Regions from separate parts of the Homo sapiens genome. Here regions 1 and 2 are each linked to region 3. Evidence: chromatin contacts called from ENCODE Hi-C data. All regions are on one chromosome and are shown on one strand. Each heading gives the region's core, a stretch centred on a gene start or an enhancer-like site at or near the end of the contact. The rest is flanking DNA. Distances are from core to core; before and after follow the strand shown.

Region 1 (4,506 bases), core at 646-3,145, 3.6 Mb before region 3:
TTCACCAGGCTCTGCTGATGCTGTGAAGGCCTCTGTTTCCTTCCCCTACCCCACCTTGAGGTGAAGTTTTGACCTCATTACGTCCGTCTCCCACTCACAGAGGCCCAGGGTCCCCAAATTCACACGGCACACACGCACTTGTGCCCTCACACCCAGACACGCATTACAGTGGATGCAGGACCCGAGACAGTCCTTGTTCACTTTTATCTGTCCAAATAAATTCACAGCAAGTTTAGCAATAGGATGTCACCCTTGTCCCCAGGCAATCCACATAGCAGCTCCTTCTCATCTTCAGGTCTGAGATTAAGCATCACCTCCTCAGCCAGTCCTGCCCTGACCACTCTCCCGGGCCAGCTGGTTTTTCACCTCTTACTTGCTCTCATGGCTGTTTCCTCTGTGGCCTTCACCTTGACTTACAATTCTTATTTATTTCTCTGCTTCTGCCATTAACCTACGCCTCCAGTGAAGCGCTGTGTCTGACCTGTGGCAGGCACCACATGGCTATCTGTGAATGAGTGAATGGGTGAATAAAGGAATAGATGGAAAGGCAGCAGAGTGGAAAGAGAAGTAGGTCTAGAGATTCAAATTCTTCCTCTACACTTACTGGCTGTGCAACCTTAGGTGGGTGGCTAACCCTATCTGAGCCCCAGTGGCCTCATCTTTATAACAGCAACAACAAAAACATGCTGTGCTCCCCTTGCAGTATTCCTGTGAAAAGCAAATAAGATGAGGTGGGCGTTGGAGCCTTCCCACATCTTGCAGCTCGTATTGACCTCCCCGGCCCTGTCTGAGTGCTCCAGCACCAATCTCATGATGGCCTCTGCTTCACAGACAAGCTTCTTGGGTCTTCCTGGGACACCCTCCTGAGAGTGTTCCCAACTAGACTGTGACCTCCTAGGGGACAGAGAGCTGAGCTGATACTGTTTATTTATTTATTTATTTATTTATTTATTTATTTATCTCCAGTGCCCAGCTTAGAGCCTGGATCATTGTAGCTACCTAATAAATGTTTTTAAACAAATAAATACCTTTGAAACCAATAAAAAGCTCTAGCAATGCAATTGATCATTATTATATTGTGACCAAAATGGAGTCCACTGAGTCTTCTGGATCTTAGAAATGAAAGATCAGTATCCCAAAGAAAACAGAATTCTGTTAAAAACCATTTCCCAATTTGCTTCTGTCTCACCTCAACGTAAGGCACAGAATTTGATGAGGATCAAATGAGGATCATTTGCCAAGCTTTGGTCCCCTAAGGGACCCCAAAGGGACAGACCTAGCTTCCTGTTCCATGGAGAAGTGGGGTCCATGAACCCATGAAGTGCAGAGCCCAAGGTTTCCATGAATGGACCAGCCAGAGTGAGTCCAGGAGGCTGGGTCTTCCTAATCTTTAAACCTCTGCATTTCATTTAAGATACATTTCTGAGAAGACAAAGGAGGAAAACATGAAGCAGGAACTGGCTGAGGCTGTTGTGTGCACAGCTTCAAACAATTCAAATCAAGCCACCCACACTTACTCTGCACTTATGATATGCCAGGTTGTGAATCAGGGCTGGGTCCTGCTCTCCCTAAGATCACAGTCTAATGAGGGTGAAGGCCCAGAACTACCTGATGACACAGCAGGGAGAGCACAGCTTCCTCAGTTACAGAGGGACCCTGGAAAAGGTCAATTCACTTAGTCAAGGAAGTAGGCTTTGCAGGATGAATAGGAGTTCATCAAGCAGACTAGAGGAAGCAAGCCTCTTTGAGCCTCAGTTCTCTCATTTGCAAAGGAAGCCAATTACATCTCCTTCACCAAGTGGACTGGGGAATTAAATGAGATGCTTGGTGCAATGTGCCTGTTATAACAAGTGCTCAATGAGTCACATGTGTCTCACGGCACAGTGGTGGGCGTGGGGTGGACTCGTGGCATGGGGTGGGCGTGGGGTAGACTCATGGCACAGTGGCGGGTGTGGGGTGGACTGGTGACATGTTGGCGGGCGTGGGGCGGAATCGATTTTGTTAGCTCCCTCCTCTATTAAGGTGCCTACCTGCCCCCTGCATTCAGCCAGGCCCAGCCCAATCACTGCCTCCCTGGGGCTGACCTGGGCTTCTTACTAACTCAGACAGAGCAGCCATCCATTGACTCACCGAGAGGCTAGGAGCACTGTCCTGCCAGCCCATTCTCTGCTCTCACTGAGGCTGACCGTGCCTGAATTCATGACAAGCTGGACTCCAGGGTCAGGTGACGGTGACACATTCTCCACCCCAGAACCTGCCCAGTGACACACAAAGGACAGAGGCCCTACCTGGGGCTCTTCCAGGGCATGACCTACACCCACATCCTGCCGAGGCCAGGCTCCTCTCGCCTGTGATGACTCAGCCCAGGAGGTTTGCTCTGTTGGGAATTCCCCTGCTTGGGGCCCGAGGGGAAATGGGGCCTCCAGCCTTGATTGGCGAGAGCACGAAACCCAGCCAGGGGCCCTGGCTCCCCAGCCAGCCCTGAGACTCACGACTCAGTAACTCTGAGCGGTCGCCTTGCCCAGTTGCCAGCCCCAAAGCCAGTGGATGCACTCGGATCTCAGTGCTCCCAGAATGAGCCCTTCTGCCCCGATCTCAGCCCGTCCTCTGTGACTCTGTGGCTGTGTGTGGCCTTGTCTCCCTCTCTGCTGACTTCCAAATATCCTCAGGATCCACAAAAAGATAAATTTTAATGAGCTGCATCACCACCCAGAGTGGGCCTGGGACTGAGCCAGAGCTGGGAACTCTTTGTTGAATGGAACTCAGTCTGTCTGTTTCCTCATCTGCAAAATGGGAACAGCACACCCGCTGCTTCCATCAATGGTGGCAGGAGAATGGAAATGAGGAGAGGCTCGGCATGACTTTGTGAACATTTGCCCTGCACAGTTGTTAGAAACTGTCATCATCACCAGCTCCCTCCACCTCCATCAACCTCAACATCCCGGCCACCATTGCTGCTGCCATTACTATGCAGAGACAGGTCCTCGTTTAGATGGTGCAGTGGGCTTTTTCCCAGTGCTTTATTATCCTGCTAAAAACATTCTAACAATGGCAGGTAACTGGAGGCCACACATGCACTAAGTATGAGGGTGGCCGTGACCCAAGGATCCTGGGAGGTGGAAGCCCAGGGCCTCATCAAGACGACAGGGCTGGAGACAGCTGAGGTGAGCCTGGCCCCAGGCTGCCTCCACCTGCCGGCTGTCTCTCCTTCTCAGGACCAGGCACTAATGCAAAGGACACTGAACCCAGCAGCTGTCAGGGCTGAGGAGGGGCCTTGGCTCTGGGATCTGTTGGACACTGAATCTCTCCACAGCTACAGAAACAGTGTGGACATCCCCAGTCTGGTCCTGGTCCCACTTCTCCATTTTGCAAATAAGGAAACTGAGGCACAGAGCGGGGATGGGGCTTGTCCAAAGTCACAGGGACAGTCAGTGTGGAGGTCGGAGAGCTGGAGAGAGGACGAAAAGGCAGGAAGAGGCCAGGCCTTCAGAGGACAGGGTGGCATCAGGAGCTGGGCGGACAGTGGTAGTCTGAACCTCTGCTCCACTCGCTGTCATGCTGAAGGTGACCCTGCACAGTTAAGTCCCCTCTCACAGCCTCCCTGTCCTCATCTGTAAAAGGCACCCCCATCTACGGTTGATGGATGTGGATAAATGAGGACACATGCAGGCGGTGTCCTGCCCACCCCAGTGCGGGTCAGTAGAAGGCCAGAAGCAGGGGATGGGAGAAGGCAGGTGGGAGGGCGTGACAGCGGCGAGGATGAGGAAGGCAGCCAGGCCTGCAGGCAGCCCTGAGAGCATGAAGCAGAGGGGTGAGCAGGTTCCCCTCCTCCTGCCACCCTTGCTCCTCTCTACCAGGCTCTGGCCTTGCTGGGGTGTACCCACAGAATCTGTAGGCTCTGGCCTAGCCAGAAAGAGTGTGGGTGCTTCTCAGGGTCATAATTACCCCATGCCCCACAGGGTGTGAGTCACTGGTAGCAGAGTCCTCCCCAATCCCCCCCAGAAGAGTGTGGTGAAAGGCCCGGGCCACTGGGGTGTCGAGAGTGCCAGGCCTGACCTACTGGGGGTGGTGTCAGTAGGGGCCATATACCCTGTTCTCACGACAACCCCAGGCCAACTCAGATTTGTGGAGCGGCCATCCCACCTCCTTCCGGCTCTTCCACCCTCACAGGAGCCTGGTGGGTCGGGAAAACTGAGGCCTAGAGAGGCAAAATGATGATAAAATGAAGAGTGAGTACATGTGGAACACCCTCTGTGCCTCACACTCCACTAAGCTCCTCACACCATTCACTTACTCAGGCCTCACCGGCCCTCGAGCACAGGCTGTTTTCATGCCACCTTGCAGGAGCGGGGACTAAGGCACAGAAAAGGTCAACCTGTCTCACGTCACACAGCCAAGGAGTGCCAGAGCCCAGATGTGAACCTGTGTCTGTCTGACTGCAGCCCTGGTTCCGACGCCCTTCCTCATGCATCCTATAATAACACTATAGAGGTTACTATAGTGTCT
Region 2 (4,732 bases), core at 1,566-4,065, 4.8 Mb before region 3:
ACCCTATATATTAAATCGATTCCAAATGGATCAACTTTTAATTCCAAAAGACTTAAAGTCTAAATGTCCATCAATAGAGAATTGGTAAATTATGGTATGGATATACCTGCAATAATATGTTAAGGGGGTTGAAAAAACAGCAAGGAGCTCTCTATGTGTTACTATAAACATGCCCCCCGGATACATTAAGTAAAAAACACAAGGTGGAGTAAATATGTATGGCATGCCGGCATTTTTCTAAACAAGGAACACAAAGGGCATATCTTGGCTCATATATACATAAACATTTTGAAGAATGAGCAGGAAACAGTGGTCACCTATTTGTGACACTAGGACAGGTGTGAGGGACATCTTTTTCCACTGTGTATCTTTTATAGGCTTTCTGATAAATGAATAATATGGATATACTATTTATTTTAAAAATAAAAACTGAAATTGATAAAAATCAGACAAACCGGCCAGGCGCAGTGGCTCATGCCTGTAATCCCACCACTTTGGGAAGCCGAGGCAGGTCAGGAGTTCGAGACCAGCCTGGCCAACATGGTGAAACCCCGTCTCTACTGAAAATACAAAAATTAGCCGGGCGTGGTGGCACATGCCTGTAACCCAGCTACTTGGGAGGCTGAGGCAGAAGAATCGCTTGAACCTAGGAGGCAGAGGTTGCAGTGAGACGAGATTGCGCCATTGCACTCCAGCCTGGGCGACAAGAGTGAAACTCTGCCTCAAAAAAGAAAAAAACAAATACATAAAATTAAAAAAATAAAAAAATCAGGTATACCTGCTGATGGAACAAGCAGCCTGGCTAGTCTTGACAGATTGCAAGAGGGCAACCAGAGGGGCTGAAGTTGTACCAGCCCACAAATTTCCACTGCCAATAGAGTCCAGTGCCTACCCCCATACTGAGATGCTGTCCTTCTCATAAAGGCTTATCAGGGAGTCCACCGAAGAGATATCTACATTTGGGGATAAGTTAAGACGATGTTCTTTAAGCCAGACACTTATTTAACGCCCACCGATATTTTAATTCCTAGCTACAAAGAAAACCTTATATGTATGACTGGGGTCTTAAAGGTATGACATGCTCACCGTGCTTGACATATAAGAAACTACTTTTTTAAATACATGGGTCTGCCAGGAGCATCCTACTTCCTAATTTTGCCCATAAATATGCTACTTTCAAGTGAAACCTTAAGCCAATTCATAGTAAATATATTATCAAAATTTTAGCACAGTAATGACTGAGCACACCAGCCTCAAAGCCAGACTACGTGGGTTCAAATCTCAGTTGTTCACTTACTGGCTACTTACTTGTTGGAAGTTATTCCATTTCTTCGTCTGTTAAAACAGGAAGCAGGCTGGGTACGGTGGCTCACGCCCGTAATCCCAGCACTTTGGGAGGCCAAGGCGGACGGATGACAAGGTCAGAAATCGAGACCATCATGGCCAACATGGTGAAACCCCGTCTCTTCTAAAAATACAAAAATTAGCTGGGTGTGGTGGCGTGCCCCTGTAATCCCAGCTACTCGGGAGGCTGAGGCAGGAGAATCACTTGAACCTGGGAGGCGGAGATTGCAGTAAGCCCAGGTCGCACCACTGCACTCCAGCCTGGAGACAGAGTGAGACTCCGTCTCAAAAGAAAAAAAAAAAAAAAACAGGAAGCAGTTTCAGCACCTACCTCACAATGTGCACACAGTTAAAGCACCTACCTCACAGGGTGCACACAGTTAAAGCACCTACCTCACAGGGTGCACCTAAGGATCACAGGCATGCAAGCCCTAGATCAGCCTGCCCAATGGCAATATAATGCAGGCCACAGGTGACATTTAAAATTCTGTAGAACCCACACTAAAAAATAAACAAATAAAACTTTTATCCCAATATATGGAAAAAGTTTATCACTTCAACATGTAACAATTTTTTGAACATTATTTGGTAAAGAATGCATATATCTCGATTCCGACTAGCCATACTTTAAGTGCTCAGGAGCCATGTGGGGCTGGTGGCCCCAAACTGAACAGCACAGCCCAGGCAGCAGGGGCGCATAGTAGGTTCTGCTCACGCCCATGGTCTGAAAGAAACACGGTTGCAGTTGCTGTGAGCACACCTCACCTGGAGCAAACCGGCCTATCAGGGGGTCCACTGAAGAGATGTCTACATTTGGGGATAAATTAAGAAGATGTTCTTTAAGCCAGCCACTTATTTAATTCCCACCGATATTTTAATTCCTAGCTTCAAGCTGTGGTGCGCGGTTCCGACCTATGCAAATGAACAGCTTACAAACAGAGGGCCACCATCTATTTCTCATTATCTGGGGATCCCGGTTGGGGTGGGGGGCGGAAGTGGGTGTTTGTTATTTCCCCAAATGCGGAGGCCCCTGCACCACTAACGCGAGGAAACGCAGGCGAGTGGGAAGGTACTTTAAAAAGGGGAGGGAGGTGCTCAGAGGGAAGCTAAGCTCTCCGGGAAACAATTACGGCCACGTTACGGTCTGTGGGTGCCAGAAGGAGCAACAATGGAGGCAGTCGAATTCCGAGAGCTCAGAGAGTCTGCCAAACTTAGCCGGCCTCGGCGCGCGGGTTCCCGGGGGCCCCAAAAACTCCGGGCAACTGCGGCCCAACGCCAAGGTCCAGTCCAGGCGCTGGGCCGCAAACGCCTCTCCGGCCTCCGCGCGCGCGCCCGCTGTCTCCCTGCTCCTGAGTGGCTGGGGGGCCGGGATTAACCTTTCACCGCCAGGCCCTGTCCAATCACAGGCTCGCTCTCATGCCGCCACGGGGCGAGCGGAGCGTGGGGGCGCGGAGGGGCGGTGCGGGAGCCAGTGGGATTCTCCAAGCGGCTGTGCGCCGTTGCCGCGGGCCGTGCGCTGGCTGCCGGCCAGCCGGGCGCTGCGCAGTCTCCGCAGGCGCCGGCGGGAGGGGTCGAGGCGGAGGCGCGGCGCAGGCTGCTGCAGGCCCAGGTGAATGGAGTAACCTGACAGCGGGGACGAGGCGACGGCGAGCGCGAGGAAATGGCGGCGGGGGCGGCGGCGCCGGGCGGCTCCGGGAGGCCTGGGCTGTGACGCGCGCGCCGGAGCGGGGTCCGATGGTTCTCGAAGGCCCGCGGCGCCCCGTGCTGCAGGTGAGGCGGGCTCCCGCGGAGCAGCTTTGTGTCCGGGGCGGGGAGCGGGTCGCCTGGCCGCGCTCCCGCCTCCGCGCGGAGGCCCGCGTGCCGGCCATGGCCCCGAGCCGCGCGTCCGGGCCTGGCGGGCGCTGACGAAGGGCGCGGCCTCGCCTGCCTCGTCGTCCCGCACAGCGCGGCCTGTGGACCCGGCGTCTGCCCGCCTCGGCTCTGCTCCTGGGCCCGGACCCCGGCGCCTCCCCGCGAGGCAGCCCTGGGAGACTTTCCGGGCCGCCGTGGCGTGGTGGGGGATGCCGGCGCCTGTCCACTCCCCGGCCTGGCGAGGCCTGGGGCTCTTGACAGGTCCCGTCACGCGCGCTAAGGTGGCGCGGGAGCAGCGGAGGTGGAGACGCGCGCCTGACCTGCCGGAGCACCCTGGGGCCCTCCTCTGATGGGGCCGCTGTGCCGCGCCCGGAGGGGACGAAGCTGGGCTCTCGGTCCCTCCCGGGAGGGTCCTGTGTGATTACTGTCAGGGGACCAGATTGGGGCCCTGGGGGGCGGGCAGGGGCCGAGGCCATTCTTTTGCCTCTCCCCTCAGATGTTTTTGTGCCAAAATGCCTAGACCCTGCGGAGGACCCTTTCTTCAGGGTTTTTGATTTTGGGGAAATCAGTGTATGTTTTAAGTTAGCACATCAGATTTCTGTAGATTGTCCAGAAAAGCTGAGTTGCCCTGATGGCTCTGCCTGGAGGTCAGAGCCAGCAAACCACTGAGTGTGTCCTTAGGAACCTGAAGATCCGCGGAAACGTGGAGATGAGTTGGAGGGTCCTATTTGTGTAGTGTTAACTCCGTGCTTTTGTGGAGAGAGTTGTGGTTAAAGGGACACGTTACTGGTCTACACGATAAGTAAGTGTTCTTAGGACTTTCAGGTTTTAAAAACATTCATCTGATGAAAGAGGATCACTTGGACGCCTATGCTTCTGTCTTCGAATATTCTGAATCTTTACAATCCTGATTGTCAGGTGTCTTCGTGGTGCTTGTTTTCAAACAGTGGAAAAGGACTCAGGTTAGGATTTAAGCAACTCGGAAAATATTGTTAAAAATGTGCTGTTAAAACAGGTTAGCTATATTGAATATGTATTGGTGTAAACGTTAAGTTTTCTAAATAAAAATATACATCCTCACCAAAAAACTCAGTTTATTAAAAGATGGGTTCGGGATAAGCCAGGTCCTAGAGAATAGTAATTTTCAATATTATTGATATCTTTGGAAATTAGGTTCTGGAATAGCCAGTTTATTTTGCAAAGTCTACTTTAAAGCTACCTGTGGCACGTGTGTATTATATGTAATATGTGCTGTGTACATGCACATACATACACAATTATTTCAAAACTTCATTTTAGGGCATATTCCATAAAACTCAATAGATAAAAAAACAAAAAACTAAAGATTGCTTTTAACATGGTCACTATAAACATTGATCATGGTAACATAGGTTTATAGATTTACTCACGGCACCAAAATGCTGTTTTAAGAAGAGAACAGTTAGTCCATTTTAATTTGGGGAGAAAAGACATTTTCCTACAATCCTTTTTAGTAAGGGCCTGCTTTACTTTTTATGCTTCCATCTCATGTTTGAAG
Region 3 (4,726 bases), core at 1,399-3,898:
ACCGCAGTCCCCCTTTCCACTCAACAAGGGACCCAGCCCACTGCCACTGCCATCACAGCCAGGATAAGGATCTCATCCAGGGGCAGGCTTTCAGCGCACCTTGCGCACTGCTCCAGGCCCTCGAAATCTCCAAACTGGCGTTACATAATGGCATTGGGTTGGATTAACAGGCTTTTATATCCATTTTATGAGAAATAATTAAGTAGAAAAAATAAAGATACAGCAACTGGGTACGCCACCAACTTCATTTCCATGTAACAAATGCTTTCCAATCCTTTAAATTAGGCAGTTATTTGTTAAAAGCCTACCATTACAATGGCTAATGCCCTGGGTCAAACTATCCTATGATTCAGAAGCCAGGAAAAAATGGTACCATCTTACAAATGAAGTGTTACAAAACTGCAAAAATTAAGTACACAGAAAACTACACAATAATTATCAAACTATATATACTCCTCTCTTTTCTGGCAAAGAGTATCTACTAAATTTGCTGGAGAGTATTAACCCTACCTACCTTAAGAATGACATAAGAACTGTTCTTAATAAACACACTTCGTTGGAGGCAGTAATGGCCACGAAGGTAATTCACCTGCATTATTTGGTCTCCACTGAACCTGTGCCTCCAGCCGAGGGAACTCGAGACCTCAAGGAGAGCTAACGTGGATTTCTCTTTTAAAGAAGGATGCCTAAGAAGCCAATTACAAAATAAGTCCTAATAGAAAGCTGATGAAGTTTATACTCTTAAGTGAAAACTTTAACAGTAGGAATGGTGTTCCAATATATTGATTCTGGGTGAAAATTTGTTTTTACAAATTATAAACGGATCTTTCTTTCTACCTCAATCACTAAAAATTGGCTTTCTTTAAATGACGGAGACACGATGATTTACGTAACGCCAAGGCAACATCTGTCTTGTACAACAGGAAGCGCTGCCACACCTCGCAAGAGAAACTGTCACCTTATGGGGAGAACAGTCCCACCTCGCTACAGAACTCTCTTGTTAGAGGGGTTACCAGGAGCATCCAACTTTCTCGACAACGAAAACCTCCTCCCCCAAATGGCGCTAGCCCTGGGGGCAAAGGTGTACCAGAACCCTGCGGGGAACCATCTCCCCACCCGCCAAACCAGAAACGCAGTCGGTGATGTCAGCCCTGCACGCCGAGGAGGAAGGGGCTGTGGAAAACACACCCAGCGAGGCGCACAGTCGCATCTGGCAATCTAGAGGCTGCAGAGAAAGCAGAAACGTGGAGGGCATCTCTCTGCGGACTGGAAGTGGCGCGGGGCGAGGGACCGGGCAGGGCGCGTGCCCGGGGGCAGGCGTGGGGGGGAAGGCGGCCCCCGAGCGGGCGTCTGGACGCCGCCCCTCCTCGGCCAGGAGGGTCACCACCCCCGGCCCCCGCGCACCAGGGCTGAGGCCAAGGCCACCCGCACCTCCCACCCGCTTCTGCTCCCCCAGGCGACGAGCCCGCGGCGCCGCCGCCTCCTCCCGGAGCAGAAACTTTGCGTCTCTAATGGAAACCAAGCCGCGCGCCAGTTCCCTCCTCCCCCGCCGCCCCCCCCCCCCGCCCCAATTAGCGCGAGCCCAGCGCCTCCCGCGGGAAGTGCCTCCTGGTGCACCGAGGCTCACGCCCGCCCGCACTGCTGCACTGGGTGGGGGGCCGCAGGGTGCGAAAGCGGCAGGAACAAGCCACGGCCACACCGCAGGGCCCCGCCCGGGCGCAGGGCGGCCCGGCCGCCGCTTCCGCCCTCTCCGCCCCCAACCCCTCGCCTTCCTGCCCCCAACCCCACCCTTCCCCGGCTCCTTCCTTCCCAGCCCACGCCCGCGCCGCGCCCCCCGGGAAGAAGGAGGGGAGAGCGACCGAGGGAGGGCGCCCAGCAGGGCCGGCCAAAGTGGGGAGGTGGCGGGCGCTGACTGCGCCCCTCAACACCCGGCCGGAACAATGTGCGCCACCGGCCAGCTCCAGCCCATTCATTCTCCACTGCCCGCCCGACCTGCCACCTTCGCGCCGGCGGAGAAGCGGGGTGGGGAGGGGCGGGCCGGGGGGGGGGGTCTAGTGCCCGGCCCCGCCCGGCTCCCAGGCCGAAACGCTGCGCTGCAGGCAGCCCGGGTGCGGCGCTAGTGGATGCAGTGGGTGCGGGGCTGGGCGGGGGGCAGGGGGATTGGATGCAGAAACCCCCGCTGCAGTTGCGGCCGGAGCCCCTGCCCGTGGACGGCCTACGACCAAGTCCAGCTCCAAGGGGAACCAATAAATGAAGCTCCCTGGCAGAGGTCGCCGAGATGCAAATCCAAAATGCAACCTCCTTTAAGCGCAGCTGCTGCGTAACACTCAGAAAAGAAAAACCTCCAAGAACCAAAAACAAACAAAAAACAAACAAAACAACTAGAAATCTGGGAAGAAATCTCGGGCAGCTGCTACGCCGGCATTTGCCACTCCCGACCTACCATGGTGCGAGCGAAGGGAGGAAGAGCAGAGGGAGCGAGGGTGGCTGCACCAGCGCGGGGGCTGCGACGGCGGGGGTACCTCCGATGCCGCTGCTGCTGCTGCTGCTGCTAAGGCGCGCTGTGCGCTATGCCGCCGCCGCCGCCTGCGCCGCCGCCTGACTACGAGTAACGGCACGGCGTCCACGACACTCCCAGCACCACTGCCGGAGCGCGAGTCTGCGCCCCGCGATATATATATGGTGCGCCGTATCCCTCCGCCGCGGCGGAGCCGCCTCGCGCAGAGCGGCGCTGCGGCAGCCGGGCCTTGCCCGCCTGGTCCCGCCCCCGGGTTCGCCAGGCCTCCCGCCGCCCCCTGCGCGCCAGTCGCGGCGGCCCTACGCTGGGTCGGGGAAGCGTTCTAGGCTGGGCGCGCGGTCTCGGGTCAGGTGTGGCGGGGAGTCCTCAGGAGACGCCCACCCTGGGCGGGGGCGAAGACAGAGCGCCTGCTTAGTCCAACCTGGGGGCGGCCCAGAGCTTCGGAAGCCGTTCACTCCGCTACCTACCCCAGCCTCACCCCACCTGGGTGACCCTCCCACCTCAACATCTCCAACCGCTCCACTAGGGCTGCCGGCTCCCGCGTGCCCCTCGTCCTTGGGTCTGCAGCGGCCACTTCCAGTTTGGGGTGCTGCAGGAGGTCCTGAGAGTAGGGGGTCCGCGGGGAGGTGGAGGCAGATTGGCCACACTCCTTCAGCTGCCGAGGAGAGGGGTCTGCAGAGGACGAGGTAGTTGTCCTCCTGGAAGAAATTGGTCCTCTTCGGATTTTGGAGCAGTATCCGAGTCAAATTATTTATGCTCAGTTGCTAAATCTGTGTCATGCTGCGATGTTTAATCAGTCTTTAATGTTTTTACGTTTCCACTGAATATTTTTTAGGATGCCTGAATATTTCTCCCCTACTATTTTGTTCTTTTTCCTGGCGCCCGTCTTACTAAAATTAGTGTACCTGTGCAGCTTCTACAGACCTTAAACCCAGGCTTTAAATTTTTCGTAATTTTCCTGATCCTGAGAAGGGTCAGAGTCTTTATTCATAAATCCATAGAAACAAGGGAAAAAATAGATGCTTCAAATCCTCTGCATTACAAGTGGAACACACAGCCAATTGCCTCTCTTATGGAGCTAGATTGTATTTTAAACTACAGTTTTGATTATATTCCTTTTAAAAGACTATTTAAATCTTTAAATATACTAGTGTTTTCCATTTTTTATTATATTCCTTTTAAAATAATATTTAAATCTTTAAGTTTACTAGTGTTTTCCATTTTTCTGTAAAGTAGAGAAAGAACAATTTCAGCCAGTAATGTGAACCCCAGGACTTGTAAAAATCTAGACAAAATGCTGCAGTTTCTTTTCTTGCCAAGGCAGAACACAGAATTTGATCTTCTGTTTTACAGGGCCCGGGCAACAGTTGGAGGTTATCATTTGCTTACTGTTTCACAGAATATGGCAAAGTGTGTGATTAACATGCTGTGCTAGAAAGGGCTTTGCTTGCTTGTGTTTGTTTCTGCTTTCAACAAAGTCTGCAGGAATATGTTTTTTAAAAAAGGAAAAATGTACAGGCACATTGCAAATGCCACAGGACTTCTTGGGATAACCTTAGACAAGACGTCAGCATCTGTGGAGCTGTTCCTACTGATGTTCCTTCTGGAATGCCGCAGAAAGAGTGAACCTGCTGTTTAATTTAAAGAGAGGCTGCAGCAGCAAGCCAGGGGATGCTGCCTTCCCTCTGCAGATTAGAAAGACACTATTCACTTCACAAACCTGATCCTAATCCCTGCAAAAAAATAATAATAATACTCCTGGGCTCATAGGGGAAAACCTGAGTAGGAATAAAGCGTGCATACTAATGCGAGAGTTGGAGATAAGGAAATAGAAGAAAAGGGACTAATACAAATTAATTTTAAAGAATATGCAATAATCCAGTCAGTTACAAGCCTAAATGGCCAAACTCCTTATTAAAACTGCATCTTGGCCGGGCGCGGTGGCTCACACCTGTAATCCCAGCACTTGGGGAGGCCGAAGCAGGCGGATCACAAGGTCAGGAGATCGAGACCATCCTGGCCAACATAGTGAAACCTTGTCTCTACTAAAAATACAAAAATTAGCTGGGTGTGGTGGCGCGTGCCTGTAATCTCAGCTACTTTCAGTAGGCTGAGGCAGGAGAATCCCTTGAACCAGGGCATCGGAGGTTGCAGTGAGCCAAGATAGCGCCATCGCATTCCAGCCTGGTGACAGAGCGAGACTCCATC

Evidence for each region. A loop is a pair of places that touch in the nucleus more often than their neighbours do. Pooled maps may share reads with other maps.
Region 1: a loop to region 3 is called in a pooled map, with 7 times the contacts of the local background. The contact joins the enhancer-like site here to the promoter of CALM1 in region 3. A Hi-C loop is called at or near these places in 2 of 37 single-sample maps with no recorded cell type and 9 of 50 pooled maps.
Region 2: a map of naive thymus-derived CD4-positive, alpha-beta T cell shows a loop between it and region 3 (10-fold over the local background). The contact joins the promoter of DICER1 here to the promoter of CALM1 in region 3. A Hi-C loop is called at or near these places in 1 of 168 maps with a recorded cell type or tissue (naive thymus-derived CD4-positive, alpha-beta T cell), 2 of 37 single-sample maps with no recorded cell type and 6 of 50 pooled maps.

Annotation. Positions count from the first base shown.
Region 1 is chr14:93,957,405-93,961,910 of GRCh38, reverse strand. All of the region lies in intron 2 of ASB2 (ankyrin repeat and SOCS box containing 2), which reads left to right. Among named protein-coding and RNA genes, the nearest start is that of MIR4506, 11 kb to the right of the region's middle. RefSeq lists an enhancer at 1,647-2,846. Within about 2 kb of position 1,895, at least 8 of the 41 ENCODE cell types and tissues checked have a DNase peak (open chromatin) inside an H3K27ac peak, as active enhancers do.
Region 2 is chr14:95,155,612-95,160,343 of GRCh38, reverse strand. It overlaps DICER1 (dicer 1, ribonuclease III), which reads left to right and starts at 2,815. Exons shown (of 27, transcript NM_177438.3): 1 at 2,815-3,114. It overlaps DICER1-AS1 (DICER1 antisense RNA 1), which reads right to left and starts at 2,656. Exons shown (of 4, transcript NR_015415.1): 1 at 2,486-2,656; 2 at 2,110-2,151; 3 at 1,309-1,468. RefSeq lists enhancers at 2,345-2,414, 2,455-2,554 and silencers at 2,645-3,104, 3,165-3,524.
Region 3 is chr14:90,394,951-90,399,676 of GRCh38, reverse strand. CALM1 (calmodulin 1) reads right to left here and starts at 2,648. Exons shown (of 6, transcript NM_006888.6): 1 at 2,444-2,648. The coding sequence starts at 2,446. RefSeq lists enhancers at 917-1,216, 2,387-2,436, 2,558-2,852 and silencers at 1,277-1,346, 1,387-1,456, 1,537-2,086, 2,097-2,256, 2,537-2,956.